Regions from separate parts of the Homo sapiens genome. Here region 2 is linked to region 1. Evidence: chromatin loops called from intact Hi-C (ENCODE). Cell type or tissue: B cell. All regions are shown on one strand.

Region 1 (8,000 bases):
GACAATACGTTCCTCATGAACTGTTGTGAGAACAAAATAAAAAATTATATGTAAAATGCTTGGCATGGTGCCTGACACATGGTAAATACCCAATAAATGTTAGCTATTACTATTATTTAGTCTGAGCCATTGCAAGCTCGCCGTGCCTGGCTCAATTTTATTCTATATAAATAAACATTATACTAAATCCCTTGGCACACAAGATTCCCATGGCCAGTTCCTTTTCTGTCTTGAAAAGTGGGGGGAGAGCTGTGATATCCCCAGAAGAATCTTTTCTAGGATGATAAAGGATCCAGCATGTGTGGCAGGAAAAGCTGGGAGTGAGTGTCTTTAAATTCATCTGCCTTTAAATTTATCTCCTCTAAGTCCACACCTTCTACGTATTTAGGGGCAGACCAGAAATTTGAGGACCCTGAAATTGGATGTAAGTTCTCCTATCTCTGACTGTGCCCACCCCACCCCAAACCCTTTCTCCTTGCCAATGTCCTGTGTGCTCCTTGGTCTATTGCTTGGTCTCTGAAAGGGATAAAGTCAGGGAGATCTGGGAGCCAATGGCTATCAAAGAAAGAAAATGCATTCTTTGCTACTTACGTCTTTGTCCTCAAAGCTGTTTACAGTTTGGGGGAAACTTCCAGTGCTGTCAAGCTCTCTTGTGCCTGCTCCCTTATGCCTAATGGTGGACTCAGTGAATCCACCATCAGAGATTTTTTGGTTGGCCAGCAGACTGGGGCTGAAGGGAATCAGACACTTGGAGACTGAAATGCCAAATGCATCAGTCTAATTTATTCAGACACATTTTCATCTGGGTATTTTCTATACTATCAAACTCTGTATCCTTCAGTGAAGACATTTGTCTTAGCTGAATAAAATCTCTTAATGGTTTAATAAAAAGCACTTAACTCAGTTTTCTTAGTTTTATGAGTGCCTTGAGGTCCTTTAGGAGAGCAAACTTCTTTGCTGGGATCATTGAGGGAAACATAATTATTTTTCTGCCTTCTGATACGTTATTTTCTGGAAGGAACAGTTCTAGATGCTCATCATATGCTCACAAACTCTCTGAAGCTCTATCGAAGGACAGGTTATTCTCAGTGATGAACTAAGTGGTGTTCCTTCTTCCATCCACAGCTGACCTGCCAGTCCCCTCAAAGACATCTCTGCATCTTTATTCCTTTCTTTGCTGAAATAGCATCAGTACCATTATCGTCACCAATTTGTTCTGTTCAGAATAAATAGAGAAAAGAGTCTGGAGGTCAGTTAGAACCAAACGCCAGGAGCAAAAAGCCAAACATGAAATTAGGTTAGTAGAAATTTCATGAGAACAAAAACAATTGAGGAAGGGAAGGAGGAATAAATGTAAAGAAACAGAGAAGACTCAGAGAGAGAGAGAGAGAGAAAGACTAGGAGAGGCAGGAAACAAGACACAGGCCAGGGGAGGGTGGACTGCAAAAGGAAAGAGTGGACTGCAAAAGGAAAGAGTGGAAAGGTAAGGGAAGGAAATTTAGTAAATAAGAAAGCCAAGGTAAAGTGAAGAACTGGAACATAATACATGACCAGCAGAAACACAGCAAGAATCACAGAAAGGGAAAGAGGAAGAGTGGGAGTGTAGACAGAAAAGGAGGAAGAGGATAAAAAAATATGTGGGGTGGGAGAGAGGAAAAGTAACACATTTAGGAATTGCGGATGGTTGGAATGGAGAGTTTCATTATTGAAAATTAGCATAGAGATGGTTTTCATTTTCCCAGTAAGTAAATAAAGGCATGAGAGGTTAAGTGACCTTTTATCCATCTGACTTCCATTCATACAATTGAACAATTATTTATTGTGCACCTTCTGTGTGCACTGCACAGTGCTAGGCACCAGGGACACAGTGTTGAATAAGGCAAACAACGTTCTTGTCCACAAGGAGCTCACAGTGCAGCGGGGGCATATGGACAAGTGAACTGGCCAGCACCACGATGTGAGGGTTAGGGTAGTGCTGGAACCATGGAAATCTTGCAGAAGAGTCCCAAGACAGTCATGTGTGTGTGTGGCATGGGCAGCAAGAGGGGTAGGTGACAGTGCACCTGGCAGAGTGAAACACAAACCAAAAGGCTAGCCTCCAAGAGCCCTCTAGCCTCAGAGATGCTCAGCCACAGAGCCTGGACTGCAACTCAAACGTGTAGTTCCCAGCCCCCACCATCTGGCTCCCTTGGGGTTTGGTTTTGAGCCCTTCAAGGCCCGACATCCTGATAACTCATCTCTAACCTGCATATGAAGGATCAAATCCAATAGCAGCCTCGTTTCCCATCTGTCATGGAATCGCTCAGTGTCTCTCTCTCCTCTTCAGGATCAATTGCAAACTCCTAACATCCAGGCCCTTTTCCTTCTGGCTTGTATTTACACAGTGCCCATTTTCTTACTCACTCTCCTGTCTTTCCATCATGTTCCAGCCATACTGAAGTGCTTGCAGGTCTGTGAAGAGGCCTCCATTCTTTTACAGGTAAGGAGCCCTTGCTGGGACATGTTTCCTGTCCCTGCCCCACCTGCTCTTACAGTGCCTTTGATATACACTTTGAACTCACCCTAAGATTCATTCCAGATTCCATGTCCTCTCCTTCTGCTCCTGAAAACCTTTCCTCCACTAACCTCTCTTGCTGAGCCCAGGCAGGTCAGGCATCCCTTTCCCTAGGCCCTCACTGCACCTCTCTCATAGCAGTTACCACACCTGATGTCTTAACCATCTCTTGACTAGACTGTCTTTCCCGGTAGGCTACAGGGCCTTTGAAGGCATGGACTGGAGCCTGTTCATTCATCTGTTTACCACTGGCGCCTGGCACAGCTCCTTGCTTACACAAAGTGTTTTACAAATGTTTAGGGAGCTGACTTGAAATGAGTCCCCAGTGAGTTGAGTTGCAGGCAATCCCTAATTCAGTTTGGAGGAATTGCTCAACCCCTCTTCCCATTTCATACAAGACACACTTTGATCTGCAAAATGGAATGGCAGACTTCCCCAGGAGCGCCCACCAGGTGAGGTTTCCATTGGGTGAGGTCTTGGTACCACTCCTGATTGTGCTAGTGCACAGACAAAGCCCAGGGAGGGTGACAGGCTTGAATTTCTGCTCTCTTAGTACAAGCCTCACATTTTATAGAAACTTAGAGAAATTTGAGTGAGTTTGGCTCCTGTAATCAATCACAAAGGGAGTAGAGGGGTCTTAATGCCTTAATTTATTGGATTGTTTCTAGCCAGTTAATTCATTCATATTAATATACTCAATTGATAATTATGAAGTGCCAGGCTGGATGTTCACCTTCTTAGGGCGTCTTCTCAGTGTACATTTGTTTTCATATGCCTGGGATACAGAATGTTACTGTTCTTTGCTGAGTAAACTTTAATCAGCATGTTCCTCTTTGGCCTGTGGTAGCATATGAGCTTATGGTTCCTGCGATTCATTTTATCTTTTTAAATTTAATAAGATACAACTTGGATGGCCATTAAGGGTCTCCTGTTGTGTGTGCAAGAGCCCAAAACTAACATGGATAAAATTAACTCTGGTTCATTATGTTCAGCAAGAAAAGTTTTATCCCTTCCGGTCTCCTAGCCAGGCCACAAAGGCAAAGTCTGGGAAGAGCTGTTTTCATTTTTTTCACTTTCCTGTATCCATGTGACATAAATAATATGACAGTTAAATAGGTCTGATTAATGCGGTCATCTTGGAAGCTGATTTGGATCACCACAGTGCAGCCTAGTGGACTTCATTCACTCGTTCTTTCATTCAACAAACATTTATCAAGGACTCTGTGCTTGTTCTTGTGCCAGTTGCTAATACCTAAAGATAAAAGAAAACTGTGTCTGCTCTTGAACTCACAGCTTACATTTCCAGAACATGACAATTAACTGACCCCTCACGGTTGGTGTGTAGTGTGACAACACGAGGCAGGGTGTGGTTGTGGAGGCTGAGTGCATCAGGTGGGCTTCACAGAAGAGGCAACCCTTAGACACTATTCAGTTGGGTCTGGTACAGAGGAATGACAACCAGAACAGATATGGTTCCCAACTTCCAGCAGGAGGCAGCAGGACAGTGCTTTCTGGGCAGACGTGTGTGCTTGTTCTTAGAGAAAAGTTCTGCGTCAATCTAGATTCCCAAGTTCCTATTCAGGATACCAGAGTAAGGCTGGACCTTGAGGATGACCTGGAATACTGTCTTCTAGTAGTGCTACCATCAGAAAGGCACACAAAAAAGCAAAACCCAACATTTAGCCAATGGTCAATCCCTCCATGGGCCCACCCACCACCTTCTTTTCCAAGTCAGCCACAAGCATGTAGTCTGATCAGGTTTCTGCTCTGATTATTCTGCCGAGGCTGTGTCTCATTCTACTGTGTTGTGGACACCTCAGCTGCATTGGCCATCCACGGGCTGGGAAAGTGTCCTGTCCTCTCCAAGCAGCAGAGGGGATAATCCCTTGTCTGTACCAGAAAATTCCTCCAACGAGGGTCTTACTGATGGAAGGGAGCACACTGGAACTCATCTCAGAATCTTACGCCCAAAATCAACTTTTAGGATGACTGAGAATTTCCCATACCCCAGGCTCTCCTTTCAGGTACAGATGTTGGAAAATGTTAACAGTGGCCTCTACCGACCAGACATAGTATTACCACATACTTAAATCTCGTCTAGATAATTCACATTCATTCATTCATTTGTTCACTCATTCATCAATCAGTAATTTTTCAGCAAACATTTATTGAGCATTTACTATAAGATAAGGCTATTCACAGGGTGCAAGGATGAATGCCCCAATCACCTTTCCCTAACCCCACATTTTCTCTCTCGCTGGTCCAGACAATGCCTGAAATGTACAAATTTATGTCTCCTTGGTCTTAAAGCATGCTAATCCACAGTGACAACGCAGAAGGTTTTCAGTTCAAAGTTACAGATTACTCCTTGGTAGTCATTAACACTTTAGTAGGAATTAGTTTATTCTGTCAGAAAAAGGCAACCTTTGGGTGAATAAATACAGAACCATGTAAGTTTTAATTAATAAAAGGGATAAGAAGTGATCTAGGATATGCTTCTAACATGAGGTAGTACAATGAGACTCAAAGAGCTAAAAAAGGCAGGGGGGAATTTAAGCCATTAGGCACTTGGAGAAAAGAGGGAGGTCAGAAAAAAAGGCAGTATGAATAGTGGCTTTGGAGGATATGTTCTGAATTCAAATCTGGCCTCTCTCATTTACTAGCATCCGATTTCAGGTGAGCCTCTTAACGTCTGTAAACTTTCCTCTAAAATCCTCACATAGCGTGTGGGAACTGAGCCATGAATGTCATGTAAAATACTTAGCACGACGCTGGGCATAATGTTAGCAGTCAGTAAACATGAGTCAAGTCATTATGACCAGAGAGAAGGAATAGGCTATAAATGAGACTGTGGAAACAGCAGGGCAAACTCGACCTCTACCTCTTTTTCTTTTCTTTTCTTTTTTTCTTTTCTTTCTTTCTTTCTCTTTCTTTCTTTCTTTCTTTCTTTTTTCTTTCTTTCTTTTTTCTTTCTTTCTTTCTTCTCTTTCCTTTTTTCTCTCTCCCTCTTTCTTTCTCTCTCCTTCCTTCCTTCCTTCTCTCTCTCTCTCTTTCTTTCTTCCTCATTTTTTTTTTACTATGTCCAGCCCTCCCTCTGCTCATCACATTCCCTGAGCCACTTGTTGGTGCTGCCTTCTCAACTTTATGCAGCTGTCCTGCAGTGAGCACAGGATTCAGGGCACATCCAAGCTCCTGACTATGCAGCTGGAGAATGGAGCCAAGGATCAGTCCAGAGACATGTAGGAGGAGTCCTTAGGTCACCGTCAGTTCTGAGTCTGGGAGGAAGGCCTCATTAGTGTACATGGGCAGACAAGTCCCTGTGGTCATTCCTGCCTCTCCTCCCTCTGCTCCTTCTCCTACTTGGCTGGTATCACCACCTGACCTTGCACCTTCTGAGGAACATGAAGACAGGAGCTACTTCTTAGTATTTATCTAGAATCTCTCCAGAATTCTATTCCTGGAGATTTGAGGTAGATTAGTGGATGGTTATGCATTTTCCAAAATTAGCATGCCTCATTAGCTTGGCTCAGAAGTAACTGGAAAATGCGGCTACCCACAGCAGCTGGGAGGTTTTTCGAAGGAACCTACTAGCCACAAAGCATATCAGAGGGACATGATAAGATCTTCAGAAGCCCACATATCAGATTGAGGATTCAGTTGCCTCTGTGAGTGAGTAATCAGTGAGTAGCCAAGCAGTGCTGTTATTTTAGCTTGACGTCAAGGCAGTACGTGGGGCCGATCTGAATATAAACCTCAGAACTCTGGCTGCCACGTTCAGCCAGGAGACCTAGGCACAAAAATTGCTGATGGGGCTCATGGAAAACTTGAGAATTTAGGGAGCTGAGTTTGAGGTGATAGGTCACCAGGATTAAAATCCCTAGGGAGGAGAACAAGGTGAAGTCTACCCCACCCACTTGGAGAGTCCACACATGAGCAGCCTAATCATCTGAAGATGGAAGAGACTGAAGCAAGTCAGGCTCTCCCTGGGAATACCGCATTGTTGGTGGGGGGAAACTTGTCAGGGAACCCCTGGGAGGGCCCTCTGAATGTATTCTAACCCAATGCTAGAAAAATAGTTGTCCCAAATTGCTCAAGGAAACCAGAGTTAGACCATCAGTGGAGAGAGTGTCTTTCCCATCTCAAAGGAGGGGGCAATTGGGCAACCATTTAGGGAGCCAGAGAGTCAACATGGGGTGAAATCTTGCCAGAGATTGAGAACAAATTTCCCATGGTTTGAATCCCAGCACTACCTTGTGTGTAATCTTGAGGAATTTTTTGAACTCTTCTAAACCTTAATTTTTTCTACCTGTCAAATGGAGGTAATAGTGTCAAGCACCTATTGTAAAGATGAAATAAGGTAATATATTTAAAGGGCTTTGAAAAGGTAAATGGTAAGAGTACACAGACTAATGTAACCCATATGCCCCAGGATTTACTAGCCTGTAACCATAGTCTAAAGTCCTATTTCCTTTTAATGTCTGCATTTGTATAGTATGAGCCCCACTGGCCTAATTGCCAGTGATCATAAGTAGAATTTAATAAGAGAATGCTGACAGCTTAAGCACAATTTCTGGAAAAAACAAGAGCAGGTCTTACCACAGGGAGGCAGCCACATTATCTTTTTATATAAACAAGGTCCCCTGATCTCCTTTTCCTCAGTGGCAGGAAACTGAGCCAGGCATGGATTGTCCCTCCTTTCGTACAGCATCGCCCTGGAGGCTGTCTGAAGGAAAGTGCAGCTAGTGGATTTTTTTTTTTTAATGTAGGGAGGCTAGGTGTCCCCAGAGGAGGCTGGGCTGGATAGAATTCATTCACAGACACAGAAATGATCCCCAGGGTAGCCTCTGCCCTATCTCTTGAACCACACCTCAAAGGTGATTGAATGTTTACAAAGCACATAATCAGACAGAGAAGTGGATGCACAGAGAGCTGGGGTAATTTTGTCCAAGGTCAGACCATGAATCAGTGTCTGGCTTGCACTGCATTTCTGCCCTCGATTGCACTCTGCTTTCTTTCTAAATTCATCCAAGTCCTGCCTGCTCCATTCCTCTTCCTTCTTCTCTTCCTCCCATACTAATGTTGCTCCATGTGGACAATATATGCACACATATTGAAAGTTGGTGCAAGTTTTCTCACTTGAAAACTGTGTAGGACTGTGTATAGAAATTAAACTGGGAGTTTCTAATTATCCACTCTAAAGAGAAATGCCAATGGAGTGAAAAATCCAAGAGAGCAATTACACATAACCCCAAATGGTTTATTTTTAGTTGAGAATAAAATGTGTGCCCCTCTATTTGCAGCATATTTAATTTCTCTATTATGCTTTGCCCAAGTGAATTTGCATTCTTTGAGCGCCCAGCAAGTGACAGTGTAGGCAGTGAGCCACCCAGAAGCATGTTGGGTGGCAAAAGAAGCCAGCTGGAGATTAAGCACTTACTTTGCAAAG
Region 2 (8,000 bases), 230 kb before region 1:
AGCCACAGCCTGAGTTCGTCTTATGTCACCTCTTGCTTGGACTCTTGAGTTATTGCAGTGGTCTCCTCACTGGTCTCAAACCATCCTATTCTAGCTGCTATGCTATCCTCAGAGCAATTCATCTAAAGTGAACATTTGATGGTGTTATTCTCAATTTTTTTAATGGCTCTTCACTGCATGAGCATGAAGTTCTTTCCAGCTGTGTGAGCTTGGGCAAGATACGCAAGTTCTCAAAGCCTAAGATGCCTCATCTGTGAAAATGAGAATTCTGGTAGCTGCTTCATGGGGTTGTTATGAGAAGCAAATGAGGTAATATGAGTAAAATAATTAGCACAGTGCCTGGCACATAGCAGTTATCAATAGTGGGGTAGAGATGATGGCAGTGATGAGAAGAGGGGAGAGTAGTTTTTATTATTGTTATTATAGAGGAAAGTCTTTATCATCTGAACCCAAATTTCTATCTGCAGCACCGATCTTTCTCCTGAACTGCAGATTCATGTACATAACTGGCCACACAGCATTTTCACCTGAATGTCTAATGTACATCACACATTTAGCAAGTTCAAAACTGAACTTATATTCTATCCCCCAAACATGCCCTGCCCACAACTCAAATGACAATTTCCCAACTCAGATAACAATCCCTTCCTCCCAGGAGCTCATACCAAAAACCTCGACTGCTCTCACTCTCTCATGGATCCCCATTCGTTCCATCTTTAAGTCCTGTTTCCACGTCTGTGAGATCTATTCAGAATTCAGCCCCTCCCACCACCTCTCTCAGTGCTTCTGTTGTCCTGGGCCCGGCCACAGTCCTCTGCCTGGGCTACTGCACTAGCCTTCTCCCCAGTCCCTCGCTCCTGCCCTCACCCTTTGTGGCTTATTCTCCTGCAGCAGCCAGAGGGCTGCTTTTATGGCAGAAGTTAAATCACTCCCCTGCCCCGAATCTTCCACTGGGGCAATCCGGGTGCTGCTCCATCTGACTCCTTCCTGCTATTACGCCTCTTATCATCTCCCATTGCCTGCACCCTCTCTCACTCCACTCCTGCCACACTGGCCTCCTTCCTGTTCCTTGAATGTGGCAGGCATGCTCCTGCCTAGGGCTTTGCACTTGGTGTCCCTCTGCCAGAAACACTCTTTCCCCCAGGGTGAGATGCTTCAGCCCTCATCTCCCCAAGTCTTGCTCAAATGGCACCTTCATGGTGAAGCCTGCCCTGGTGAACTTACAGCAAATCACACCCCCAGCACTCCCAGTCTCCTACTTGGCTCTGTCTTTCTACACAGCACTAATCACCCTCTGGCATAGTATATAGTCTACTTATTTCTTGTGTGTATTGCCTGTTTTAAAGACTAGGGAGAAACCAATGTCAGAAGGTAGATGTTTGTCTCCCCATACAGAGGCACATCCTCTTATTTCACACATCATGAGTCCTTTCAGCATTCCTCCTTAGCAGGTAAGAGGTGTAGAAGTGGAGGAGGTGCCGTATATCACCTTTGATGGGGAGCACAGAACAGGTAGAGGACAGCAGCAAAGGCACGCCTGTGTCAGCTAGCCCATCGTATGGAAGGCTCTGCATCCGGGTGAACTAATTATGCTTTATTGTGCAGGAAATGAGAAGACTGTGAAGGTTTTGAAGGAGAAAAACAACATGACAGGAGCCAAGCATTAGGAAAATTAGTTTGGCAATGATGAGAAAGGTAAATAGAAGGGAGTGAGTGAGACTCCTGAGACCAGACTGTTGCAGTCATTTTAAAAAAGTGGTTAGGGCCTAAGCTTGGAGAGTGGAAGTGGGAAGGAAAGGGGGACAGATTGAGGAAACTGCTAAGGGAATAATTGTTGATAGGGCTGGGTAACTGGTGGGACTTAAGAGGGCTGTCTGGAGGGCTCTGTACTGAGGGCCTCTTCACTTGGCACTCTGCACTCTCTCCCAAGGTGATCTCAGCCATTCCCATGGCTTCAGCTATCAACCGTAGGGCCAGAACTCCCAAATATGTCACTCCAGTGCAGGTCACTGAGCTATAGACGCTTTTTAGAAGCTCCCCTGGGAGACCTCACAGGGACCTCATGCCCAACATAAGCAGGACAGAAATCAACATCCCCACCCTTTACAGCCTGCTCCATGCCCACAGCTCAGGGAAGGCTTCACTGTCCAGCCAGGAGCTAGGAAACCATCTCAGGTCCCTCCCTTCCCATGTCTACGCACTCCCCATGTCCTCCATGACTTTCTCTCTCCTTTGCCATCACTCTAGGCCTGGCAGCCATCCTCTCTTTCCTAGACAATGTCAGTAGCTCCCTGAGTGATCTTCCAGGGGCTCCTCTTGTCATGCTCCAATCCATTCACTCTAATGGTGTTTTATTTACTTATTTTAACATAACCTAAGTGACCCTCGAATAATGCAAGTCGAATCATACTTTTTCCTATGAAAACCCATCAATAGTATCTCATTGTTCTTAGAATAATCTACCAAATCCCTAACGTGGCTTCGAAGCCTTGCCACTGTAATCTTGACCCACATCTGTCTCATCCTCACTTTGCATTAGAGTGAGTTTCAGCAATGTTGGCCTCACCTGATAGTCCTTGAGCTCTTTGAGGATGGAGATCATGTCTGAACACCAAGCAGAGTGCCTGGCATATGGGAGGTACTAGGGATGTTGTTGAATGAAGCAGTAGGGTGCTCAGTAGGATCAAATGCTGCGAAGAGGCCAAGAAGGGCTGAGCAAAAGGCTTTGGAGTTGGCATGGGAACAGAAAGCAAGTTTGTGTACCACAACACGATGTCTAGGAGCAAAAAGAGATGTCACTGAGCATGTGAGGCCTTAATTGTTTGGCCTGTTAGGGGAATGAGCATTCTGGCTAACTAATGTGTCTGCATAGGGTGAAGATCCAAACTTTTCTGTTTTAACTCTTGTTGGCAAAATGATTTCTTTTTACAACACATGTGTTTTACTTCCCTGCCTTTAGCAATTGTACCAAAGCAACTAACTACAGAAACCTAATTAATAAATGGGGGATTTGGGGAGCTCATTTGAACTTTGGTCTTATGTTTGAAGCAAAGGTAGAGAATGTGCCCTAGACAGCATTTTGAATAAATTCCTGATTTCTCCTTGTTGGAAGTGCGTGTGTGTGTGTGTGTGTGTGTGTGTGTGTGTGTATGTGTGTGTGTGTGAAAGCAAGGGAGGAAGCCCAATTTTGGCTGTATTACAAAGAAGCTACACACAAGGCATATCGTCACATTCCACACATTGTGAGTCCTTTTGGCATCCCTCCACAGGAAGCAAGAGATGGAGAAGTGGAGGAGGCCCTGTATATCACCTTCATTGGGGAGCACTGAACAAATAGAAGGCAACAGCAAAGATCCATCTGTGTAGGCAGAGGTCATCTCATGGAAAGGCCTTCATCTTCCCCCAGTGAGGCGACACTCACCACACCAATATCATGGAGCTGTCGTGAGGATTACATGATATAACATGCTCGCCACGTGGGGGTGCTTGTGTGCATAATGAGATATTTGTTTATATCTCATGTCTCTATGAGACTGTAAGCTCCTTTTCCCCTCCAGAGCTGGCTCATAGTGCTTGACGATATCACAGATTGATTAGCTGTAAGTAACTTGAACAATTGAAAATGCAAGTAGAATTTCCTCCTGTAAAGTTCTTCCAAAATGGACTCAGACTCCATTTGTCTGAAATGGTTGGTTGGTGGCTGTAAGATTTCCTTCTTAAGGCCCGAAGTGTGTTCCCTGTATCATCTCACCACCAAGTCCATGGTTCATTTGTCTGTCAGCATCGCAGTGGCCAGTCTTGACGACTGGTCAGGAGGTAGATGTCTGTCTCCACGCACAGAGGCACATCCTTTTATTTCCACGATCCTTCCATGCATTGTGGAAGGAAGCCAAGTGCTTGGCACATGGTGGATGCTTCCTTCCCGTTACAAAACTATAAACCCAAAAGTGTGTGGAAAATCATAAAGTGCGAGGATATACTCTTGCATGGTACAGACGTTTGATGAGATGAATTCAGGCTTTCATTAACCCAGACCCTACTTTTCATCATTTCTCTCTTCATAATTATAACAAGGAAGAGTCTTGGTTTGGAGAAAGGGAGGAAGCTCTAGGCATCAGATCATTATTCTCCAAACCCCAGGAGGGTTCAGGGAAGGCTTCTCCTGGAGAGCCTGTCCTTTTGGTGGGAGCTCAACAGAGAAAGGAAGGAGGTGGCCCTGCCTCAAGGCCAAAGCAGTTCTCACCATGAGCCCAGGGCAGAGGCCTGTGGCTATGGCTCTGCCTAAATTGGGCTTTCTATGTTACTGACTCTCTGTAAATGGCAAGTAATAAGTTATGCTGTGCTAACATTTTCCCAGCCTTGCTGCATTAAGATGGAAAATTACACCTAGGTTTAAATACACACACACACACACACACACACACACACACACACACACAAACACACACATGGCTCTTTGTACCTGTTCCTAGTCATTAAAATGTGTTTCTGAAGTGCTAAATTTATAGTTAATTGCACAGTTAATTCATTATGTAGCCCTGTTTTTTCTTTATAAAACACCAAACTAAAGCAAACCTAGGCAATTACTTGAAGTCTCAGAGATATCACAAAAGGAACGACTTAATTTAGTAAATAATTTTAACTTAAATAATTATTTACTGAGAGAGAGAGTTTGCTGAGTGCCTCAGGAGATTGCCTACTATTGGCCTCATAATAAACCTTCCGAATAATTTCTGATTAATTACTTACACAAGCAACATTTTATTTACTTTGAACAAGTTGGGTTTTAAAAAGAGGCTATAAAATATCAGTGAGGACACCCCAGCAGCACTTCCTGGTCTTTTTTAGGCCTGTGAAAAAATGGGGTTGGTGGAGGATGAGTTCCAATTCTGTACCCTCTAAAGGCAGATCAGCCAAACTACCTTTTGGACAGTTTGTAGCTCAGTGTTTCTTTATAAATTTGGGATTTCATTTCATACCACGGTCTGAACAAATTTACTATGGATTTTTGATTTTGTTTTTGTTTGTCATGTATTTCAAGGTATCATGCACAAAACAGGCACTCAAATAAATATCAGAAAAATGGAAGTTTGTAGTAATACCAGCAGCAGAATTTAAAAATATATAAATGGCTGTCAGATATAGAATAGGAATCCACATAACATTCAGAGTATATTAAGAAAATGTAAGATTATTAAGGTATTTTAGACTAGAAAAATGGCAAAATGAGCCAATGATTTCTGCTTGTTTGGAATTGAGACCTGGAATTTTGATAGTGCTTTTAAAGTGCTCTAGGGCATATGTCTATTTTTGAAATTAATGTGAGATAAAATAGTGTTTTGAGAATTTTGTGTAAACTAGAAATACCCTAATGTATCAGAAAAGTCACATTTAGGAGTCATCACTCCAATTTCTAAGACTGTAGGCCCTGGATGACAGGCCAGATGCAATACCAATGAGGTCATATCACCGTAAGCTTCTCACCACTCATGGTTGCTTCTGACCTGTGCAAGGGGGTAAGAATCCCAGTCAGGCCTTATCTCCAGGACCTCCAGGACACATGGAGGACAGAAAGCTACAACTTCTTGCGGATTCACCTTTCAAAACAGACCAGTTTTACTTGGAAGGGTTTTTTTGGGGGTAAGGAGGTGGTGACTATCTCTCCTCTTGGCTTATTTGAAGGGCTGTTTATGTAGAAGGGGAATTAGATTTTACCTGCACGGGCCCAGAGTGTTAGAATCTGGGCCAGTGAATGGAAGGGTCATAGGGAATGAGATTTCCATTCAGGGTAAGGAAGAAATCTGCAATAGGCCCATCAGAAGGTGGTTCCCTCGGGAGATGGTATGTTTCTATCCTGTTTTTTCAAGCAAGAACTGGCATCCATGCTGAACAGATGCTGGGAAAGAGCTCAGCTGGGTGGAAAGGGTGACAGCAAGGAGACCAGTGGGTGGACGTGGCCAGATGAGACCTTGGTCCTTACCACACACCTTTAAGATGCCTTCCTGTCATCTTTTCCTCTTCTCTGGATACTTTCTGGCTTGTTAATGTCCTTCTCAATGGGTGGTGCCCAATACTCCAAATTCAGGGTAGAATATGGAGTGGGGGTAATGATGCTGTTTGATTTGGACCCTAAGTTTTATTAATACAGCCTAGCCTGTACCAAGTCCTCCTTTGCACCCAGGCTTGACACATAGCATTCTGATATTTGGTGCTTAATTTAAAGTTAATTAAATCCCTGTGACTTCTTTATCCGAACCACTATCAAGATAGATCTCTGATACGTGGACTTTATGGAATGAGTTTTTTAAATCAAAACTTTATTCTGTTACATTTTATCTCATTGATGTCAAACTATGGTGTTATTGATTTTGGTGGGGGGTTGGCGGGGGTAGAGTGGGTAACTTTGAATGCTGACTCTATCCCCTAGGCCATAAGTGGACTTCCCCTTGTTGTCTTCTCTGGCTGTGTAAGCACATCTCCTACATTTTTACACAAGTCAGGACTGGGCCTTGAAAAATCTTGGGAAATATCTTTTGAGAACTTCCTTGAAGTAATACAATCACAGGCTGAAGAAGTGGAAAAGAACTTAGTGGATATCTAATTCAACTTTTTTGTTATATACATGAAGAAACCTAGATTTATAAAAGTTATAATCTTGGGGCAATGTTGTTGTCGGCTTATATTTGTTAATATCCTGACCATGCTTTTCCATTTTGTTCAGGAGACATTATTTTAAAAGTCTTGCTGAAATCAAGACACATGGGATCCATGGCATCTGGTATGGACATTTTATAATATGGCATTTACCTAAGACCAGTATAACTACTTCAGCCAAATACACACACACGCACGCACACACACACATACACACATACATAGGTACACACATCACACATACACACCATTGGTTTGGCATCTATTTTTGTCTTATGCTGCTTTGAATGCACCAACTTTTTCTTTCCAAAGGCTCATAAACCATATCTTTATCTTTCTAGAATTTAGATCAATCTTCAATGTAGAGAACACTTACATTTAATTTCATAAGCCTTAGAAAACAATGTGGCTTCTAGATCACAGTGGCTTTTTAATGTCTTTCTTCCTTTTTAATTTTTGACAAAAGAAAAAAACTAAAATTCAATTCAGCATACATTTTAAAATTTATTCTAGAATTTGGGGTTTACAGTGGCTGAGTTCAAGGCTTTATTATACCTCCTTCAATTTCCTGAAGTCAGCCTGCTCTTTTCTAGAAAAAGTCTTTCTATCTCTGAGACCATGGCCTCAATACTGAAGAATGGGAGGCAGGAACCAGGTGCTATGGGAAGTTGTCATATCTGCAGGCAAGGGTGAGACTTGCCTGTGTCAAGGAGAGCTCACACCAGGCGCTCACGTTTGAGACCTTCCTGCCCTTAGCCCAGCTGAAGGAGACTCTGGACTCTTGCTCTGGCCCCACCTCCATTATCTTCTTTGCATCTCTGTTTTCACCTTGCTGAGGAAACAAAACATCCCCCGTCCCCTCACTTCCCTCCCCTGCCCAGACACACTGCATAGGAACTTAAAGGAAATTATCCCGAAAAAGAAGGGAGCCGTTGATAAGCCTCTGTGGGCGTCTGTGAAGGCACACATCATCTGAATGACAGGTTTGCATGTAAACAGCCGCAACTCATGAAAATAGTTTTTAATCTACTTGAAAGGCATATTCTCAGAAGGAAATCAAGCTCCCTCCAGGTGCATGGCAGCTCTTTGAAGGAGGAGCTGCTGCAGCAAAAATACAAGCCATTAGGAGATTCTACTTTTTATGACCCTTTCTTCTCCTTCTGCATCACCTCCCCTGCTCCTCCCCATTGGGGAAAGCATCTCTGGAGGGCTGTTGACTGGAGAAAGGGGGAAGGAGGAGGTGGGGGAATTACCTTCTCTCCTGGCAGATCAGGGCCGACTTCCAGCAATGGGGTACTGCTTGACTTCACACAGAATATCTACCTAATTTTGTTTCCCTTCTTTTT

Evidence for each region. Hi-C counts contacts between places; a loop is a spot of excess contacts. Peaks named below come from ENCODE experiments on the same cell type or tissue, not always from the same donor. Only the 100,000 strongest peaks of a DNase experiment are listed, where the experiment ranks them.
Region 2: it touches region 1 in a loop (25-fold over the local background); 4 of 110 quality-filtered maps call a loop at or near these places.

Annotation. Positions count from the first base shown.
Region 1 is chr1:175,477,924-175,485,923 of GRCh38, reverse strand. The region is part of intron 2 of TNR (tenascin R); the gene reads left to right. Among named protein-coding and RNA genes, the nearest start is that of TNR, 260 kb to the left of the region's middle. In B cell, CTCF peaks have their summits at 4,402 and 4,601; a DNase peak (open chromatin) is centred at 4,603; H3K27me3 peaks cover 338 bases.
Region 2 is chr1:175,704,458-175,712,457 of GRCh38, reverse strand. All of the region lies in intron 1 of TNR (tenascin R), which reads left to right. Among named protein-coding and RNA genes, the nearest start is that of TNR, 35 kb to the left of the region's middle. In B cell, no CTCF peak of the experiment used is centred here; a DNase peak (open chromatin) is centred at 3,477.